2 separate regions of the Homo sapiens genome follow, and region 2 is linked to region 1. The links are chromatin contacts, found by Hi-C or POLR2A ChIA-PET in ENCODE. All regions are on one chromosome and are shown on one strand. Each heading gives the region's core, a stretch centred on a gene start or an enhancer-like site at or near the end of the contact. The rest is flanking DNA. Distances are from core to core; before and after follow the strand shown.

Region 1 (3,240 bases), core at 259-2,758:
TTCCCCAGAACCGACCTTGACCCCAATGGATCAGTCGACAATGTCAGAGGAGCCCCCAAGTGAAGGAAGGGAACTGATCTTGCTCTTTGCAAAACAGATAAAATATTCATATAAATAATATTTCAACTTCAAAGCAAAACAAGACTGTAGCTACCATTAGATTATGCAGCCTGAGCCAATGTGATACCCTTGGTGGAAGAATTACTAGCTGATACCCAGCACTTACTCTTCTAAGTACTTTGCAGCTGTCACCTCATTTAATTTTCACGATAATCGTCTGAGGTAGGTATCACAACCACCTCCATTGTACAAATGAAACAGACGCTGACAGGTTAAGTAGCTTGCCCAAGGTCACACTAGAAAGTGGCTGAGCTGGGATTTGCACCTAGGAGTCCCTTTAACGACTAACTAGGCTGCTCTTCAATCATTAATAATAATAACAGCAGCAGGGAAAGCAGCAATAATGGCAGCTATCACTTATTGATCCCTTTCTGTACTCCCAGGCATCCCACTCAGTCCTTTTCACACACTACCTGATTTAATCCTCACTACAGTTATATGAGGTGCTATTACTTGGCCCATTTCACAGAGAAGGAAACTGAGGCACAGAGGTTAGGTAATTTGCCCAAGACCACACAGGTAGAAAGGATTTGAAGGATTCTTTAGAATTCCAGGGCCCTGGCTCATCGCAGCGGCTCCGTGCACCCCCTCCTCACCTACCACCGACTTTGCCTGTCCCCCATCCCACAGTGCAGGACCCCAAAGCTTGGAGAGGGATGAGAGATTTGCCCCAAGTCTAGCGTTGGGTTCGCTGGACCGGAGAGTTCCCGATCAGTGCCCGTCCCGAAGGGCGAGTCCTGTGCAGAAATCACTTGAACTCAACCTCAGGGCCCTGACCCGAGCTCCTGCCGAGCGACCCCGCAGCCCTGCCCTCCCTGCGCGGAGCGAGCGGGCGCTGTCCTGTGGCGGAAGCCACGTCTGCCCCGGGGGAGCGCCGGCTGAAGGCGCTGGAGCGAATCCAACCAGCCCACTTCAAGTGTTTGCTTCTTTCTGCACCAAGTCACCCCGGAGAAAGCATTCCAGAGGGTAGAAGGAACAGTAGCGGACAGGTCCACGCGACTCACCCCGGCAGGGAAGGGGGCTGAACAGGCGCTGGGCGGAGAAAAGAGGCCAGGTGTGGCCCGGGACCCCCAGACCCCCGGACTCTGAGTGGCTCTCGACTGGCTTCGTGCTCCGGGCCACGGCGTGGGTAGACCCGGGAGAGCTGGCCGCTACCGCCCGGGCAAGGTGTCCCAGCATCCCGGGCACCGGGAAGCCGCCACCGGCTGATGCTGGCTCGGCCACCCACCGCGCTGACGGCGTCCGACGCCCTGGCGCCCGGCATCCGCTCCAGTGCCCAGAACCCCCGAGCTGGTCCGACCCAACCCGGCTGAACTCACCTTTCGGTTCCAAAGGGTCCAAGGCTCGTGCGGGTGCGCTGCTCCTCTGCTCGCTCTCGGGCTAGCATCCCCTGGCAGCGCCACCGCGGGCTCTTGTGGGCCGGCCAGGCCCCGCCCCCTAGGGACCCGCCTCCCCAGGCCCCGCCCCCACCTGCCCAGGTGCTTTCCCCAGGCCGCCAGGCACCTGAGACCGCCCGGAGCGGGCCACGACTTCACAACGCCCCCTGGCGCCCCGAAGCCGCCCTGCGCCCCAGCCCGGCCGCGCTGCGTCTTCCTGGGCCACCGCGCAGTGCCTGCTGCCGCCCCGAGGCCGCCCTGCCATCCTGCATTCCCGCTGGGTCTCTGCGGCACTTACCCCAAGGCGCCTCAAAGCGCCTGCTGCCCCCTATTACTGCCCCGCGACTTCCTTCCACTCCCGTCCAGATGGCAGGTGCCTGCCCTAGCACCAGCAGTAATCCCACGCAGCCTCGCTCCTCGGACTCCCTCCAGACCTGCAGCTTCAGTGCCCACCAGCGTCCGGCTGTAGGCAGCAGGGGCTGTTCAGCCAGGCCACTCATCCTTTGACCTTTTCAGCTGCTTCTTTCTCTTTCTTTCGTTATTTCCTCCTTCCTTCTTCTTTCTTTTCCTCTTTCCTTCTTTTTTTTTTTTTTTGACGGAGTCTCGCTCTGTCGCCCAGTCTGGAGTGCAATGACGCTATCTCAGCTCACTACAACCTCCGCCTCCCGGGTTCAAGCAATTCTCCTGCCTCAGCCTCCCAAGTAGCTGGGGTTACAGGCGCGCGCCACCATGCCCGGATTAATTTTTGTGTTTTTAGTAGAGACGCGGTTTCACCATGTTGGCCAGGCTGGTCTCAAACTACTGACCTCAGGTGATCCACGCGTCTTGGCCTCCCAAAGTGCTGGGATTACAGGTGTGAGCCACCGCGCCTGGCCTGTCCTTCTTTCTCTTTCTCTCTTTCTTTCCTTTCTTTCCTCCTTCCTTCCTTGCCTGCCTGCCTGCCTTCCCGCCCGCCCACCTTCCTTCCTTCCTTCCTTCCTTCCTTCCTTCCTTCCTTCCTTCCTTCCTTCCTTTCTCTTTCTTGCTTGCTTGCCTTCCTTCCTTCCTTCCTCCCTCTTTCTTCTTTCTCTCTCTCCCTTCCTTCCTTCCTCCCTCCCTCCCTCCTTTTTCTTTCTTCCTTTCTTTCTTTCTTTCTTTCTTTTTCTTTCTTTCTTTCCTCTATTTCTCTCTTTCTTTTTTTAACAGGGTCTGCCTCTGTCACCTTGGCTGGAGTGCAGTGCTGCAATCATAGCTCACTGTAGCTGCCAACTACTGGGCTCAAGCGAGCCTCCCACTTCAGCGTCTCAAATAGCTGGAATTACAGAGGTAAGCCACCTTTCCTAGCTTCAGCTGCCTTTTTATAGGGACTCAGATAACTACAAGAAACGAGATTAGAAAACTGCAATTGGGAGGGACCATAGAGACACAGCCCCTTTGTGCCGGGGAGAAACTGAAGCCCAGAGAGAGGAAAGGATCTGTTCTTACCTAGAGCTTCTCAGATTTGAATGTGGTTACAATCACCTATGGATGTTGTTAAAATGCAGATTCTGACTCGATAGGGGTGGAGTGGGTCTTAAGAGTCCGAATTTCCAAATTCCTAGGAGATGCCTTGGTTGCTGGTCCAAGGGCGGTTTGCCCAGGTGGATGGAAACAGGTCCAGCATTATTGGAGAGAAATTTAAAGAAAATCCTCTAAAAAATCTCAGCTGCTTCTTCTAACAATATATGCTCATTGCAAAGAATTAAAACAATAAACTGTGCCCCCC
Region 2 (3,240 bases), core at 278-2,777, 120 kb before region 1:
ACCTGCGTCAGCCTCCTGAGTAGCTGGGATTACAGGCACATACCACTATGCCCGGCTAATTTTTTTTTTTTTTTTTGTAGAAATGGGGTTTCACCATGTAGGCTGGGCTGGTCTCAAACTCCTGACCTCAAGTGATCCGCCCTCCTCAGCCTCCCAAGGGTTGCATCATTTCTATTAAATATCCACCTACAACATTACTACATTACTAAGTATTTTACATATTTTCTATGGCTCTGTATATATGACTGTGTAGGTGGGGGAAAGGGTCTAGAAGGAAACACTCCAAATTATGAAGGTGTTTACCTTTGGGGAGCTGGGAGGGCAGGGGTGGAAGATTACAGAGGAAGAAGAATGGATCCCTGTGTTCTGCATGGAATTACACAGCTCAATGGGTAGGCAGGTTGGGTCACTCACGGATGCTGGGATCTGAGACAGGGGTGCTCAGGTCTCTGGGAGCTTTCAGACCCATCCACCCGGCTTTGTGAGAGCTGGGCTGCCAGGGACCAAAGCCAGTCTTGGTTGTTCTGCCCCTACTCCCTGGTGGAGGTGAGTGGGAAGATGTGCCTTTTGTGGACTGGAGGTCTCTGCTGCTTCCTCCCTAAACTCTGTGCCTCATTTTCCCCCTCCACGCTAGAGTGAGAATGTCCCTGTACTATATCCCAGACCCTTTCCCTCCACAGCACACCTAAGTCATATGACATTGTCCAGACATCAACTTAGCACTTGAGAATCCTCAGCGCAGACAACTGCAGGGCGTTCGGATCTGGCCTCCTCCACCACATCACCCCAAATGAAACCCACGTTCCCCGGACGCCACTGACAGCCCACGAGGTAGGCTCCAGGGTCGGACTGCCTGGGTTCAAATCTGAGCTCAGCAACTTGTTCCTGGGACGTAGGGAAGCTTCCCCACCCTCTGACCCTCAGTTTGCACCTCTGCAAAATGGGGACAGCAAGAGAACCACCCCACAGGGATGCCCTGTGAGCGAAGTTAGGTCGTTTGAGCAAGGCGCTCTGCTGAGCTGTGCCCAGCACGTAGAAAGCGCTCTCGAGTTTCATTGTTGTCACCTCTTGAACAACTTCTTGCCCCGCCCACTCTATGCCAGGACTTTGCCGCCGTCTCTGAGGTCCCAGACACGCCGGGGACCCTGGCCCCGTCTGCCTTCTGCACCCTGGGGGCTTTTCCCAGCCTCCAGCTCTCCCCTCCGCCCCCAACCCGTTCAGTCCCCAGGCCGGGTCCCAGGCGCCTCAGACAGGCACCCAAGCGCCCTCCCGTGGGAAACTGAGGCCGGGACAGGAGCTCGCGGGCCGGGGTTGGGCAGGAGAAGGCGCGCGCGCAGGGACTCCGGGCAGCGCGCGGGAGACCGGGTGCGAGCCAGGGTTCGCCGTCATACCTGCTCGGGCGGCGGAGCGGGGACACGGAGGATGCGCGCTGTCGGCGGTGGCGGAGGCGGCGGTGCGCGCCAAGCTGGCGGCGGCGGCCGAGTGTTGGTGACACTGGGACACCCGGCGAGCGCGGCGAGACCGACTGGGAGGGAGCAGGTTCAGGGGCGGGGAAGCACGGGGAGCGCCCGCGGGTGGAGCTTACTGGGCGCTACCGGCCTGGCCACACGCACGGTCCCGGCTCCCCTGGCCACCTCCCTCGCCTCCCAATAAGCTCCAGCCCCCACACGCCAGGTTCAGGGACACTGGACGCCCCCCGCACGCACGCGCTCCGCATTCTCCCTCCCCACCTCGGGACACCAGCGATACCCACATGCGCCACGAATATGTCCACAGACCCCTCATCCGAGTGTACCCCACGTCCCCTCAGTACATATCACAAGCCACATATATGAACACTCCATCCCACCCCACGCGTGTACCTGTCCCGTTCACCTAGGCGAAGCATCGCGCTCACCAGTACAGGCGCGCCCCCATCACATCCACACCCCTGCAGACACAGTGTCCTCTGGGCAAGTTGGTGACTTTAGGGGGACATATGCAGCCACTTTTCCCAGGAACGTTCTTCCCTCCGCCTCTTCCACCTCCACCAAGGTGGAGACCTCCCAGATCTCAGTCATCCCCGATAGGTCCTATCTTTGCATTAGAAATTCAAACAGCCCACCCCGAGATTGGGAACTCTGGCCCCCTCTGGAGTGCCCACTACACCTGTGCTCTAGCCTCAGGGCACTGGCGGGCCTTGCGCATTTCCTCGAATCTTCCCTTCCTTTTCTTTTCTCTTCTCATCAAGTCAAGGTTTCAGGACTATCATTTCAGCCACTTTCTTGCCAATATCCTTAACACTTAGTTTCCTGTATATTTCTCCATAGATTGTCTTAATGCAGTCATTCTCAAAATTTTTGGTCTTAGGAATCTTTTGTATTTTTCTTTTCTTTTCTTTCTTTCTCTTTCCTTTCTTTCTCTCTCTCTCTCTCCACCTCCCTCCCTCCCTACCTCTCTCTTTCTTCTTTCTTTCTTTCTTTTTTTTTTGACAGAGTCTCACTCTGTTGCCCAGGCTGGAGTGCAGTGGTGTCATCTCAGCTCACTGTAACCTCCACTTCCCGGAATCAAGCAATTCTCCTGCCTCAGCCTCCCTAGTAGCTGGGATTACAGGCATGCACCACCATGCCCGGCTAATTTGTGTTTTTTGTAGAGATGGGTTTTCTTCATATTGGCCAGGCTGGTCTGGAACTCCTGGACTCAAGTGATCCACCCGCCTCGGGCTCCCAAAGTGTTGGGATTACAGGTGTGAGCCACCATGCCCAGCCAGGAATCTTCTGTACTTTTAAAAATTACAGAATACCTGAGACTTTTTGTTTATGTGGAATACACACACACACACACACACACACACACGTGTTTTTAACACATATATGTTATTTTGTTTATATAATGATACTTTCCATATGAGAAACTAAAACTGATACCTAAAAATATTTATTAATGCATTACACTATAATAAACCCACTACTTGTTGACATAAATAAAAGGCTTTTTTACAATTTTTTTCTTTTTTTGGTAAAGAGAGACAGGGTCTCAATTTGTTGCCCAGGCTAGAGCGCAGTGGTGTGACCCCTGCAGCCTCAAACTCTTGGGCTCAAGCCATCTTCCTGCCTTAGCTGGGACTACAAGGTGTGTGTGCCACTGCTTCCGGCTAATTAAAAAAAGTTTATTTTTCTGGAGACAAAGTCTTGCTGTGTTACCCAAGCTGGTCTCAAATACCTGGCCTCAAGCAATCTTCCCACTTCAGCCTCCCAAAGA

What was found. Hi-C counts contacts between places; a loop is a spot of excess contacts on that map. ChIA-PET counts read pairs that join two places held with the same protein, here RNA polymerase II (POLR2A). Pooled maps may share reads with other maps.
Region 2: a loop to region 1 is called in a map of PC-9, with 6 times the contacts of the local background. The contact joins the promoter of SCNN1B here to the promoter of SCNN1G in region 1. A Hi-C loop is called at or near these places in 6 of 168 maps with a recorded cell type or tissue (Caco-2, GM12878, MCF 10A and 3 more), 23 of 37 single-sample maps with no recorded cell type and 15 of 50 pooled maps. POLR2A ChIA-PET finds 5 or more read pairs at or near these places in 2 of 52 experiments (A673 and PC-3).

The regions. Positions count from the first base shown.
Region 1 is chr16:23,181,013-23,184,252 of GRCh38, reverse strand. SCNN1G (sodium channel epithelial 1 subunit gamma) reads right to left here and starts at 1,508. Exons shown (of 13, transcript NM_001039.4): 1 at 1,440-1,508. RefSeq lists a silencer at 1,537-1,786.
Region 2 is chr16:23,300,589-23,303,828 of GRCh38, reverse strand. SCNN1B (sodium channel epithelial 1 subunit beta) reads right to left here and starts at 1,527. Exons shown (of 13, transcript NM_000336.3): 1 at 1,392-1,527. RefSeq lists enhancers at 1,295-1,811, 1,812-2,329.